Regions from separate parts of the Homo sapiens genome. Here region 2 is linked to region 1. The links are chromatin contacts, found by Hi-C in ENCODE. All regions are on one chromosome and are shown on one strand. Each heading gives the region's core, a stretch centred on a gene start or an enhancer-like site at or near the end of the contact. The rest is flanking DNA. Distances are from core to core; before and after follow the strand shown. Region 1 overlaps LOC101927189 (a long non-coding RNA gene). Region 2 holds the start of TINAG-AS1 (TINAG antisense RNA 1).

Region 1 (7,436 bases), core at 2,438-4,937:
ACCCAGAGTTTGCTTAAAACAAACAAGAACTTAACTTAGGTTATTTGAAAGTTCATTCAAAAAAGCAAACTCCGATGAAGAAAAACCACAATGAAACTATTCTCAGCTCTTCTTCTGAGGTGAGACTGACACCTGCTGGCCTCCTTCTCCTGTGCAGACACCCTTTGGATAGAATACACTTTTGCAAGATTCTAATCCTATTTATGCAAATGTATCTAGAATTACAGTTATTTGAAAAGAAATGCATGAGCGCATTTATACAGGAGAGGTACTAAGAGCAAGATACAATAATATTTCAGTTATATGTTTGGAGACTAGGAGGAAGGCAGTGTGATGTGGTCCCTAGCTGGCTGCAGGTTCCAATCCCAGTTCTACAACTCTCATTTGAGGATTAGGATTGAGAAAATCACAGGTCAACAATAAATACCTTTCTCTTTCTCTCTCTCTCTTAAATCTCTCTCTCTCTCTCTCTCTCTCTCACACACACACACACACACACAATGATTCAAAGATTCTTTAAGAAATTTGTTTCAAATTTTCACCATCATTTATAAAGCTCTTTAATCTGTTAGTGATAATTACGTGTTTATAGAAATCAAGGTGACAGACAATATAAGAGAAAATGAAAGAGAGAAACCAAAAATAAAGAAAATAAAGGGAGAGAGAAAAAGATGAAGATAGAGTCAGAGGTAGATATGGAAAAAGAGGCAAAACGTGAAGTGGCAGATCCAGGCATAAAGAAACAAATGCCTCAGAAGACAGAGACAGAGAAATCTTGAGTAAGGAAGCAACATAGAAGATTGTTGACTTCCCCCAAACTAAAACTACTTGATAAAGTAGAGGAAAAATGATCCAAGAGCATTTAAGTTGTTTGTTGGCTGACATTTCATTTAGCTGGCTGGTCTCCTAAGCTGCCAATTTTCTCCTTGTGACTCTGTGGTAAGAAAGATCGTGCACAGTTCCTATGGTTCCTCCACAAAGCAGCAGAACATTCTCTGTAATATTCTCTGCAATGAAGAGCACATTTCTGAGGCAACACTAAGAAGTCAAGAGTTTCATTTAAAAGGGGGCTTCTTAAAGTAAGAAGTCCCTTTGGATGTATGCAGCAGTATCATAGCACCTGGAATTTTGGAGTTAGCACTGAACACTTCATTTTCTTCTAATCGGTTTCATAGCACTGGGGTGATTATACTTGGGGAAGCAGGAGGGGTGAGATGTAAATGCAGCCAAGGCATGTATATGATGTCTAGGTGGCTCCACCCTAAATGAACCCCAGGATAGCAATAGAGAAAGCACAACATATTCAGCTGAAATTAAAAATGAATCAGAATTAATCTAGATATGCTGAAAACTAGAATGATATATGCTTCTTCTGCTATAATTTTTCTGCTTTTTGTTTGGAGTAGAAGTCAGATTTATCCTCTCTGAATCTCTGATTCATTATCCATAATGCGCGGACACCAGCAACCTACCCTATTTACCCTGAAGGATTATGAACATCAAATGAAATAATGTCTGTGAAAACACTGTAAAATTTTCCAGGACTGAAAAATTGTGGACTCATAAAAAAAAATTCTTTCTGGATAGGTGGCAGAGTAAACAGCCTTGGAGAACAGAAAGATGCTAAGCCAAAGCCATCTCCAAGCAGAAAAACCATTCCCAACAGGACCATGCCCTCCCACTAGGCATTTGGCCAAAAACTCTCAGAAGCCATGGTACGGAGGCTTAGGGACAGGGTTAGCCAATGGGAATATTAGGCACACAAAAGTTCCGTTTCTGCCTCTCAGAGTTGATTTAAACAGATGTTCTATCCATTCTTCATTTGAACAAGCTGTTATCAAGTTGGTTTCAAATTACTAGGGAAGAAAAACTGAATACACCCTTCCATCCCTCGAATTGCAGATTAGAAGTGGCTATATAGGCGCTGCTGGAGAAGAACAAAATGAAGCTTCTCCTATGAGTAGGTTCCAACCTTGGTCTTAGCTGTCACTCACCAACCCTTGGTTTTGTGTGTGTGACTCACAGAATGAGGATCCTGGGCAGGGGTGCATTTTTCCCAGGTCCCAGGCACCCCTGGCTCTCAAATGAACATTTGATTCCACAGAGTCAGACAATGACCACACAGAGGAAATGAATCACAGTCATGTCATCACTTATATGCTTTTCCAGTTATTTGGGATAATTATACTCTGACGCATGATTGAGTGAGTTCTTTAAAATTTAGAACTTTGAAAACCACATAGAATCAATTATTAATGTTATCTAGAAACAACCTCCTAATTGTGCCTAAAAAGCAAGTAGTTGGACAAAAAGACTCAGAAAAGTTCCTTCCAGAATGGTAATATTGGTTTGTTTTTATTTCCCTAGTTATATGAAAGGTGGATCTAATCATGATTTTGTGACCTTGATAGAGAAGTCCAAATAGAGCGCACATACCCCCAGAGTAGGCAAAAAGAAATGATCATAACTACAATTTATATTTATTTTTTACCTAATATTTTTAACAATTATAACATTGTGTATATTTATGAAGTGCATAATGCCAAAATGCACTTAAACAATTTAAATATTTACATGATACATAAATAAAAATTTTCATTAATATCAGTGCCCTATCCCCAAAAAACTTTGCAGAACGTGGAAATACAATGAAGTATATTCTGCCATGTAAAAAAAAGTCACATGTTGCCTGGTAGTTTGGTTGATACTAAAGGCTCGGTTCTGTCCCAAGCTAACATGTGTCATAGGCTAATATTAAAATCCTTTAACTTTTATCCTAAGTGCAACCAGTAAAATAGTGAAAATCCATTAATGTAATCAATTACAACTGATATAGTTTGGATGTTAGTCCCTCCAAATTTCATTGAAATGTGACCCCCAGTGTTGGAGGGTGGGCCTGGTGGGAAGTGTTTGGGTCACGAGGGTGGAGCCCTCAGGAATTCCCTGTGAAACTGAGTTCTTGATCTATTAGTTCATGTGAGAGCTGGTTGTTTAAAGAGTCTGGTGCCTCCCTCCCCTCTCTCTTGCTTCCTTTTTCAACATGTGACATACCTGCCTTCCCTTCACCTTCCACCATGACTGGAAGCTTCCAGGGGCCTCCACAGAAGCCAAGCAGTTGCTGGTGCCATGCTTATACAGCCTGCAGAACTGTGAGCCAAACAAGCCTCTTTTCTTTTTAAATTACCCAGCCTCAGGTATTTCTGTATAGCAAGGCAAAACAGACTAATAAAACAACTAAAGCAGAAGTAACGGAGACTGGTCTAGTGGCATTACAGATATCATTGTATAACACCCATGTAACCTACACACAAAGCCATGAAAGTACTAATGTCAATCATAGGTATTATCTTTATATTTCTCAATAGAAGTGTGTCATAACATTGTAGCCATGTAAAGCTAACTGGGAATTGAGCTTTTCTTCAATCCAAAGACTGGGAAATTAAACTTGATCTTCAAAATGGCAGTTAAGGGCATAAGAAGCTAACATGACAACCACGTCCTTGTCAAAAAGTGCATACCTTTATATTGACCTCATCTGACAAATGTCAGGAATTGCAGACAGAAAAGATGGTACAACACTGGCTTAAATATAGCATCAAGGAGCCATCTATGCCTGTATATGTGTAACTTACTGTGATTACGTGATTCACTTTCCAGAATGAGGCACACTTCAAAGTTGACTCATCGGCAAAATCAGGTGAGCCAGGTTCTAAGACAGTGCTTTCCTAGGAAGCAAAAATTAATTTATCAAGCTCCTCTTATTTTATTATGTCTGGCCTTGAATTTTAAATAAATAGAAATGATCTACATGGTCTTCCATTCACCTCATTCTGACAGAATCCAACCCCCAAAGCTATGGAGATGTTGACTTCCTCCTGATTCAATGAATAAAATTGGGATGACAGAATCCCTTGGGCATGACTTTCTCTGTAAGTGCTGCTAAAGAGGGCGGTAAATTCCACTCCTCAGCTACTGCCAAGGACCAAAGCAAACAGCAAATGCACTCCAGAGGTCAATTGCAAGAGGTTTTCAAAATTGTTCCTTTATTAATACACAACTGATTGATCAAGGACATGGACAATAAGTTATTGCTACTTATCAACCTAATGGCCTAACACTCTTACTTACCCTGGTTTGTGGTTGGCAGAAAAGTAGATCCTTTATTGGCCTCAGTGAGTCCTCAGCTTGCTTTCTTCCCTACATTCTGCCCCTCACTTTGATAAACCATGTCTACTCATTGCTTTGGTAATCATTATGATACTCATGTAACCAGTTTTTGTTTATCTGGCTTTCCTTAATGTTCTTTTTTTTATGGATGAATTGATTGATTTGTTGATTTTAATGGGGAGACTTAGTGTTATGCTTGTATCTAGATGAATTCAGACTAATGAGTAAGGTGGTCACATGAGTATCATAATGATTACCAAGGTCAATAGCTTGCAATCCAGCATCCTTATCGATACCACACTGTACATGTCTTACAAAACGGATTTAAAATATCATACAGATGTAATTACCAGGAGTTACTATAGATCAGTGGTCCCCAACCTTTTTGCCACCAGGAACCAGTTTCATGGAAGACCATTTTTCCATTGACCAGGGGTGGCGGTTGGGAGTTGGTTTCAGGAATAAACTTCCACCTCAGACCATCAGGCATTAGGACATTAGATTCTCATAAGGACCATGCAAACTAGATCCCTCGCATGCGCATTTCACAATAGGGTTTGGGCTTCTGTGAGAGTCTAATGCCACAGCTGATTTGACAGAAGGCGGAGCTCAGGTGGTAACGCTTGCTCACCTGCCGCTCACCTCCTGCTGTGCAGCCTGGTTCCTAATAGGCCACAGACCAGTACCAGTCCAAGGCCCAGGGGCTGGGGACCCCTGCTCTAGATGATGCCTGCTGGAGTCTCTACCTATCCCATAATCCTTATTCCCTGAAATCTGGGTTTCATGTTTATACTCTTGTCATCCAGACTCTGCCTCCACCACAGCTGACTGGACAAGCAGGGATCACCTGACCAGGGGATGGCCTGACCCGGGGGAATCATCTGGCCAGTGAAGATCACCTAACTAACAAGGATCACCTGTTCTCTGAAATCCAAAAGTTACAAGCATATGAAAAAATGCCTAACAACCCTAATCATCAGATAAATGCAAATTAAAACCACAATGACATATTACCTTACACCAGTCAGAATAGCCAGTACTAAAAAGTAAATGGATGTTGATGAGGATAGGGATAAAAAAGAATGTTTATACACTGTTGGCAGGAATGTAAATTAGTACAACCTCTATGGAAAACAGTATGGAGCTTTCTCAAAGCGCTAAAAATAGAACTACCATTCAACCCAGCAATCCCACTACTGGGATTTACTGATATCTACCCAAAATAAAGAAATCATATAAAAAAGACACCTGCACTCATAGTTTAATCACAGCACTATTCACAATAGCAAAGTTATGGAATCAACCTAAGTATCCATCAATGGATGAATGGATAAAGAAAACATGGTATATATACAGCATGGAATACTAGGCAGCCATAAAAAAGAATGAAATCATGTCTTTTGCAAAAACATGGAGAAACTGGAGGCTATTATCTTAAGTAAAACAACTCAGAAACAGAAAGTCAAATACAGCGTGTTCTCACTTATAAGTGGAAGCTAAATAATGTGTACACAGGAACATAGAGTGTGGAGTAATAGACGTTAAAGACTCAAAAGGGTGGGTTGGTGGGAGGGGGTAAGGAATGAGAAATTACTTAGTGGATATAATGCATGTTATTCAGGTGATATTTATACTAAAAGCCCAAACTTCACCACTATGCAATACATCCATGTAATAAAACTGCATTTGTACTTCTTAAAATGTATGCAAATAAAAAACCAAAAAAAATAAATCAAGAAAAAAACTTTATACAGAGATAGTTCTGTAAAATCAGGGAAAACTGCAATTGTATTCCTCTGATAAAGTCAGAACGTTTTCCTCTTTGTTTGGAGATTTTTATGGTTTTAAAAAATTCAATTCCAAATAAATACATAAATAAATTAATAAAACAAAAGGAAAATTAGCAGTCAAAGAAAAATTCAATTCTACATATTTATTTGATATGGGCACCATTGGCATTCATACCCATTCTTTTGTTTGTTTGCCTTGGTTGTTAATGCTTTTTAAAGTTAACATTTTTGATTTTTAAACAAAAAAATATATAACAGAAAAAAATTTAGACTTGGTCTGCTATTTTATTCCATTTATGATTCTGATATATTACACCAAATCTGGTTTAAAACTGAAAAATATAAATATCCCCAAGCAAAAAAAGTCTTAACTTTTTCTAGTTTCAGTGCTTTAAATGGTTTGATATGTAACTGTGATCCATATTTGAATACGTACATGTAGTAAAAAAAGTTTTGTTTTATATTTTTTGTTGTTACCTTTATCTTTATAAAGATGAAAAAAAATTAAATTATATAACAATTGTAAAATAAACCAGTGTTCTCAAAGGGCAGATGCACACACCTCAGGGATATGCAACCCCCAAAAAAGATTCACTGTAGTGCAGGAAAGAAATATTAAAACTTCAGTCTATCATAGCCTTTTATATTTCAATTTTTCTATAGGTGTGTCTTATAATTGCCACAATATATTAGTGCAATATTAGGTATATAATTTATTTTTAATTGGACATATACATATTGGGTTTGCAAGCCTAAAAATGATCACAGTGCCCTTTTGAAAAGTTTAGGAACCACTGATAGTCAAGACAGAGAGCCACTTTTTCTTGCCAGCCTTTTTCAATCCTAGAACACAGCACCATCTGGTGGTATCCTGAGATAATGCATGCATGATATTTGAGTAGTTTTTATAAGAAAAATATTGTTGTCATTCAGATAACAAGACAAATCAATAATAACCATTCTAAATTAGTAATACACCATTTTAACTAAATCATGGGCAACTGTGAAAATAGTATTTCTATTGTTTCCTACTACTGCTTCTAGGTTCTTAGGCCAACTTCTCTCTCCTCCTGACTTGCCTTCCTATACAATTTATCTAGGAAAATCTTATTCTGCCTTTAAAACTTATCTCATAGTCCACCTCTTTGCCTCCTTTCCTGAGCACACCAGCTCATTAGCTGCACCCTTCTCCATACTTCATAGGTACCCCCCTTAAACCACTTGTCCCATTGACTTACAATGATGTGACATGTCATTCTTTCTATTAAATTCTAAAGAAGCACTGTCTAGTAAGAAGATAATTGACCCACAAATGCAAGTCACACACATAACTTTCAATTTTCTAGTAGCCACACTTAAAGAAACAGATAAGATTTATCTTAATATATTGTATATAATCTTAATTTTATATTGTATATTATCTTAATATATTGTATATAGTATACATACATACATATGTAAGACTTATCTTAATATATT
Region 2 (7,436 bases), core at 1,739-4,238, 380 kb before region 1:
CTTTATTTTATTTACCAAGGCTCTCCATGTTATTCATCTCCATATCTCCAGCACTAGCAGGATGCCTGGTACACAACCATCACTCAATAAAATTTGTTGAAAGTTTGAATTAAGAATAAACTTGAGAGTATATAAATAAATGAAATAATTTCTATTTCATATTATATATTTCATAATTTATAATTTATATTGGTTGCATTTTTTTCACTTTGTAGTAAGGTTCAAATATTTTTGGAAGTCATTCAACATAACAGCCAAAGGATTTTCTTAGCCTTCATGTAATCTTTTCTTTTCACCACCTTTAATACACCCACAATATAGAAATATATTAATGCCAAGTAAACTCACATAAAAGAAATCATATTTGTCAGGACTTAAGGTGGGCATAAAATAATATTGTAATGACATTTGAGCATGCAATTATAACAGCAGACACGAATTCAAAGATTCAGCAAGAAGAACCAACTGTCATTTATTTATTTCTTTTTCTTCAGACTTCACTGGGCATTTTTTTAGTCCTGGTTTTATTTGACATCTCAGCAACATTCCACACTACAGGCCATTCCTGCCTTCTTAGAACTCTCTTTCCTCTAGGTCTGTGTGACATCAACTCCTCATTGTTTTCCTCTTCCCTGTTTGGCCATTTCTTTTTAGTTTTCTGATAATCTTCAGTAATTTAAAATCTTCTGGAGGTAATTATAAGGTAACTTTTCATTGAAAAAATTCAGATTAAACTATCTGGACCTAAAGCTATTTGGGGTAGTATTAATTTATTTCCTCAATGGTTTAACCCTATAATCATTTACTTAATCTAATTTTCAACTCAGATTAAATTTATGTGTTTCTAGAAAATTAAATCATAAGGATTGATGAGTTGGCTTTATTAATATCATAATGGCAGTAATTATAATGATGATATTTAAAATAGTAACAGTTGTTGCTAACTCTGTGTATAGTGCTTCAATTATTTAATGCTGTTCTAACTGCTTCCCATACACTAACTCAACGCCATGCTCCTAGTCCTAATACAGCCAAAAATATTCCTAAACATGAAATGTATAATTTTAAAATGTACCTTAATAACAAGATTCTAATGTTTTAGCTCAAAACTCCTGGATTATATTTTTAAGTTTTAAAATTTATTTATATAGTATACATATAGAGATTATCATATATATGTGTGCTCTTGCATTCTAAAAGTTCCAAACAATTTAGTAAGCATGAAACAAAGCTTTTGGATTTCTTTTGAGTTGTTTTAATGTGTATAATAGTGTATTTCTTTCCATATCAATAGACCAAAGTTCTTTTCTTTTCTAAATTATACTAATTTTCACTATCACTGAATGTCATCTTTTTACAAGCAAAAAGTGATTTTCTAAAAATCGTGTGAGAATTACTGCATATGGAGATGAGTAAGCTCATGAGGAGCAAGCATAAGTGACTTATTTTCAAACACCAGCCTTACAGCTCATGTTTCAAATTTTCTTACAAACATTACATATTGAAATAACTCTTGAATTCTAGGGCTACTTTGCAAGTCATAAAAACCAGGAATGTTCGATTCAAAACTGTCAAATATCTACGTTATTACTTTTATGATCAGAAAACAGTAAACATTATTTAAAAATATATCTGAATATATTTCATATATTGTATATCATAAATATCTACATGTAGCCTTCAAATGTGTAATAAAAAATGTACAAGCCTTCAAAATTTCAATGTAAGAATCTCTGAAATATAGCATTTATCTGAAGAAAACAAAATGCACGGTACTTAATAGTAGTTTTTAAAAAGTAAAAATACCTATATTATCTCTTTATTAGTTAAAAAAATTCAATTTAAGTTGTTCTGAGGTTTTTGTTTTGTTTTTTAATCTCACTTGGAAAAATAAACAAGAAAATAACTACATAAATATTGAGAAAAATGAGAGCAATGAAGCAATGCGTGCAATACCTGGTAGTAAAACTAAGTGGAATACATTGAATTATAAAAGTGAGCATGTTGAACAAGACACCCTAGAATCAAACCCTAATAAATTTATATAAGAATTTAATAAGCAATAAAATGCATTAAAAGAGTGAGGAAGAGGTACATTATTAATTATGCAATATTGAAGCTTTTAGTTCAGAGTTTGAAGAAAAAAATTAGATCTTCACCACACATCATATGCCCAAATATCTTTCAGGCATACTTTTGACATAATTACATAATAATTTAATAATGTATAATAATAATTAATATAATGATTTAATAACTATTATTTAATATTTAAATTATTATTTGATTATTACTTAATAATTACTTTAATATATAACATATAATTATATAATATGTTATATATAATACATTATAATATATTATATGTTGTATATTATAACATATGTAACATAATATTTAGTATAATATATAACTTTTAAAAATCTAGAATAAAAGTTAAAATATTATACAGGTCAAAACCATCAGAAATAAAATTACAAAATCCAACAATAATGGGGTTTACTCAATATTCTAAAGGGATATTTCTTCTCTACGGACTCAAAGTTTGTGTCCCCCCAAAATTCCTATGTTGAAATCTTAACTCCCATTGCAATGGTATTAGGAGGTGGGGTCTTTGGGAGTGATTACTTGATGAAGGTGGAATCTTCATAAATAGGATTAGCCCCTATAAAGGACACCATAGAGAGCTCCCCTGTGTGAGGACACAGCAAGACAGTCATTTATGAACAAGAAAGCAGGCCCTTCATCAAACACCAAATATGCTGGTACTACAATCTTAGACTTTCCATCCTCCAACACTGTGAGAAATAAATGTTGTGTAGGTCACCCAGTGTATGATATTTTTGTTACAGCAGTCTGAAGGAACTAAGACAGCTTTCAATGCATAATGAGCTCATACACAACAAGTTTTAAAAACTAGCACTCTACTAGAAAAATAAACAAAGAACAACAATAAAGAGTTCACAGTAGAGGATGCTCAAATGAATAATTAACACGTTCGCCTTTAATTCTGGGCCATTTTCTACTCCAGTTTTCACTTGTACCATCTCTACAGCACCTGCACATGCTCAGGTAGGGTTCTTCTCTTTGCTTCTATATACTTTTATGCCATTCATTTCTAAACCAATGAATTTACAATATTACCTGTCCATGTAGCTGTCTCCACTATTAGACTATGTGCACTTCAAGGTCAGGCAAATTTATGTATGTATTTCCCGGAGCTCATCTTTGCCAAAGTGCATCAGGAAAACATTCCTTTTACTTTTTAAATGTTATTCAGCTTCCACTACTTGCCTTGCAGTTTACTGAAATCCTCTTTCTTTACTTTGGTCACAGTTCCTAAACTCAGATTTATCTCAAAGTAGAATGACTCAGAACTAGGATGCTGAACTGAACTGCTTGCAAACGTAAAAGACATATTGGTCTCTTTATCAGGAACATCATTTCAAAGGATACGGGGAAAAGAGATGTCACATGAACACGTCTTAGAATTTACACTGTAAATCAAACAATGTTGCTGCAAAGGCATGTAAGTTAATATAGAAACAATGGAAGAATGTAAAGAAAACTCAGAGACAGGGAAGAAAGCCAGGATAGGCTCCAAGATCAGTAAGTAGTCATCATTAAATAGAAGAATGGCCCCCTGTCTTGGCTACCTCTTAGTATCATTTTTTATTAGATTCCTCCTTGCTCTACACTTACTCATAAGTTCCTTCAGATTCCTTTAATATGTCATATTCTATCTCCCTGTGAGATTAGGCATTTCCTGCTCATATTTCCTGGAGCAGCTTTCTGTTTTCATATATCCTTAATACTTTCTACTTGCCTGACTACATTCCACAGTAGGTGTCATTTTTTCCTGGCAACCTTCCCTGGTCCCCAGATTTGGAATTATGTGCCTTCCTAGATAATGCACATCTTCGCTACTCAATGTATATCCCTATCCTATCTCCATCTACACACTTAAGACATTGGACATTGGCACTTTCTTCTCTCTCTCTCTCTCTCTCCCTCCCTCCCTCCCTCTTCTCTATCTCGATGCTGAGGACAGAGGCACTATTCTATTGATATTTGTATTCTTAATGCCTGCCATGGTACTTGACATGTATTATGTGTTTTTAAAGAATTTCTTGTTGAAAAATTAAGCAAATGTTTTAATCTATATATTAAACATGTAGTTCAAAGCAAGAAAGAATATAATTTTAGATATTAAAAAAACTGCATTTGTTTTTATCCTAAAGAATTTTCTAGTAAAAGAGGGAACAGAGCAATTGTTTGAGAAAACCTAAGAGGCAACCAGACTTTGAGGAATCTTGACACTGTATCTTTCCTTTTCACACACACACACACACACACACATACACGTACGTGTACGCATATAGATACAGTATTCATAGACCATTAATTTTGAAGTCAGATAACCTGAAGAGTTGTCTTAACACTCTCAGTCTCTTATTTCTGGCAAAATGAAATAATAATTCCCACCTCATGAGGATTTTAAAAGTATGAGGGTTGTATTTCGTGAGAGTTCTACTACAGTTGTTTAGTGATAGTTCTACTACCGTGATTATGGATATAGTTGGTATCAAAAGCATGTATTACTTTATTCATATTTTTGAGACAAGGTCTCTATGTTGCCCAGTCTGTTCATGAACTCCTAGGCTCAAACAAGATTTTTGCCTCAGCTTCCTAAGTAGCTGGTACTACAGACACACACCATTGCACCTGGCTGTTCAAGCTTATAAAGCAGGGATTCTCTAAATTTCTCAGTGAAGACTCTCTAAAGAGAGAACATACAATCTCAGAGACCCTGAGAGATACAGACCAAGGTAGCTCTCTACAAACTCAAAATTTGAATCTCTAATGGGTTTTTCCTTTAAAATTTATGCAAATTTGGAATTCTACTCCAAAATATAACTCATTAAAATGTTCCCATCAAATCTTTTCATTTTCCAGTCACCTTTGCATTTGGGTGGAGCCATTGAATGAGTTCTAGCCAAAGGAATATGAATGGAGTTGTGGATTGTTTCTGAGTTAAGGCTTTAAGAAGCACATTTAAGAAGGCTTCCTTATGCTCTTCTTCATTGTCCCTAGGCTGGATGAGATCACAACATGTGACCCTCACAGATGATAGATCAAGAAAATGGGAAGAGCTTCAAAGCCCTGAAACCATATAAAGGAGAGTCACCCAACAACTAAAAGCACCCATCCTAAACTATTATGTGAACAAGAAACAAACCTCTATTAATATATTTGAATTATTAAATATTTTGAGTCTATTTGTGGTAGTGGCTACTGTTATTCAAACCAGTGCACCCCACCAAAAAAGAAAAGTGCAAGGAGGAGAGAAGCCTTTTGCAATCGAAAGACATTCTAACACCCGAATTAAATGTTATTGCAAAGTCTATACTAATTATCGCACATTTATTTGCATTTGCTAAATAAGCATAGTAGAAATGTTCATTCAACTGTCTTAGACTTCCCCATGCATTAAGAACCTCTAATTAAAACATCTGCTCTGAATTGATCAATTTGCCAGAGGTTAAACATAACATAGCATGAAAATTCAGCTTAGCATTCAGTTGTTTTTCAAAAAGACAGAGGAAAAAGAAAAGATAAATGGAGAAAAACAAATGGTGGCCCCAACAAAACTATGTCAAATAATTTGTAATTGCCCTAAATAATAATTTATGATCTTGGATTTCTTAAAATTTATTTGTATGGAAAATATGGTAAAAATACATTAAAATTCAGTACTGAGGCATTATTTTTCTGCTCTCCTAAAGGGCAAATATCTTTAACCAGAGCTAGATAGACAGATGATAGATAGATAGATAGATAGATATAGAGATATCAATGGTTTATGACTACAAAGTATGGTAACTTATTGAGGTACCTAAAATAGAAAACTATGGCTTTTAATCACTTTATAAAACTGTATTCTTAACCTGTAAAATATTATTTCCTTATTATTACATAATTACTTTTTTATTTTCTCATAATGGTTTTAAAAATCTAACAAAAAAGAAACTAAAGAATCCTAAAATCACTGAGATCAGAATTATCATGACAAACTATTATGTGAACAAAAAATAAACTTCTATTAATATATTTGAATTATTAAATATTTTTAGTCTATTTTGACTCAATCATTTTTCTATCTTCTCCAAATTCCTCAATTCTCTCCTTTTATCAGTCTTATGCCATTTATCAGTCTTTCTGTCATTTTAGTAACATATCAATCTTTGAGTTGATGTGTTATGCATATCCTAAACCCTTTTTTCGTTTCTGACTTTTTATTGCACCCATTTGGAAAATCATCAGTCTTGGATGAACTCATTTTCCCATTTCTCTTTGCATACAGATGAGCAGTTGACCACAACTGCAGAAAGCACACACAAGAGGGCAGAAAGGTACTATTACCAATGCCTAATGATCCCTTTGGGTTCCCCTGGTTATCTTCCCCTCCTAAACACCTAGATGACCATTACAAACTATCTAATTTTCCTCACATTTCTAACTGTACATTCCTCTCCTCCCACCACATCTTTTTTCTACAGATAACCTAACCTTCTAGCTCCTAAAGATAAAAGAGGCACTCCAACAGAAATTTTTCTAAACTTACCACTACTCTAAACACCAAAACATTTTCAACTAACCTCATTTTCTCTCCAGATACAACAGAGTTACCACTTGGTCCCCTCTCTAAGACCAATTTCTATGCATGCTCTTTGAATACCAACCTTTCCAGGCTTCCAGCTTTCTAAGAAACCCTACATTAGCAACTCTCTCCTACTTTTTTCTTTTTAAACCTCACTGGCCTCTCCCACTCTGTCTCTGTAAACTCATCCATTTCTAGTCAGTAAATAAATATTGAATGTTCTCATGGCTTAGTCTCAATCAGTCTGTCTTCTTTTTCTGTGTAGCCCTACCCATGCTCAACTTTTCTCTCTCCTGTGAGATCAGTAAATCTGCCTGTTTTTTTTTTTTTTTTGATACCCGTTGGCACTTTTTTGTCTCAAAAACATCTCTAAACTATGAGATCCCACAGTAGACTTTTTCTCCATCTCATTGTATGACACCGTTCCCTGCCATAATTCTAAAGGTGGATCACTCTTGACTTCTCCTTCACCATGCCCCATTACAAACTCACATCATGTCTTACAGCTTTTCTCCCCAAATATGTCTTGATCCACTCATATCTCCCAACTCTTCCACCATCTTACCAAGTCCAAACTCTTGTCTTTTACTTGCAATACAGAAATTTGCCTCTATATCACTCTCTTTATACTCAGAGCAATCTTTAAATAATGCAAACAAAGATTATGCCACTTTTCTACTTAAAAAACTTCAATTACTTTCCTTTGCTCTTTATATCTTTAACCACATACTTAACATCCTCGACAAAAATCTGTGATATAGTCTACAAGTCCTGC

Evidence for each region. A loop is a pair of places that touch in the nucleus more often than their neighbours do. Pooled maps may share reads with other maps.
Region 2: a map of PC-3 shows a loop between it and region 1 (4-fold over the local background). The contact joins the promoter of TINAG-AS1 here to the enhancer-like site in region 1. A Hi-C loop is called at or near these places in 1 of 168 maps with a recorded cell type or tissue (PC-3), 2 of 37 single-sample maps with no recorded cell type and 3 of 50 pooled maps.

What each region holds. Positions count from the first base shown.
Region 1 is chr6:53,979,047-53,986,482 of GRCh38, reverse strand. It overlaps LOC101927189 (a long non-coding RNA gene), which reads right to left. Exons shown (of 4, transcript NR_125842.1): 2 at 3,633-3,725. Among named protein-coding and RNA genes, the nearest start is that of MLIP-IT1, 16 kb to the left of the region's middle. RefSeq lists an enhancer at 1,657-2,856. Within about 2 kb of position 3,687, at least 3 of the 41 ENCODE cell types and tissues checked have a DNase peak (open chromatin) inside an H3K27ac peak, as active enhancers do; they include PC-3, where a contact is called at or near this core.
Region 2 is chr6:54,363,178-54,370,613 of GRCh38, reverse strand. It overlaps TINAG-AS1 (TINAG antisense RNA 1), which reads left to right and starts at 2,988. Exons shown (of 3, transcript XR_001744174.2): 1 at 2,988-3,072; 2 at 3,436-3,609; 3 at 5,095-5,174. The region is part of intron 9 of TINAG (tubulointerstitial nephritis antigen); the gene reads right to left.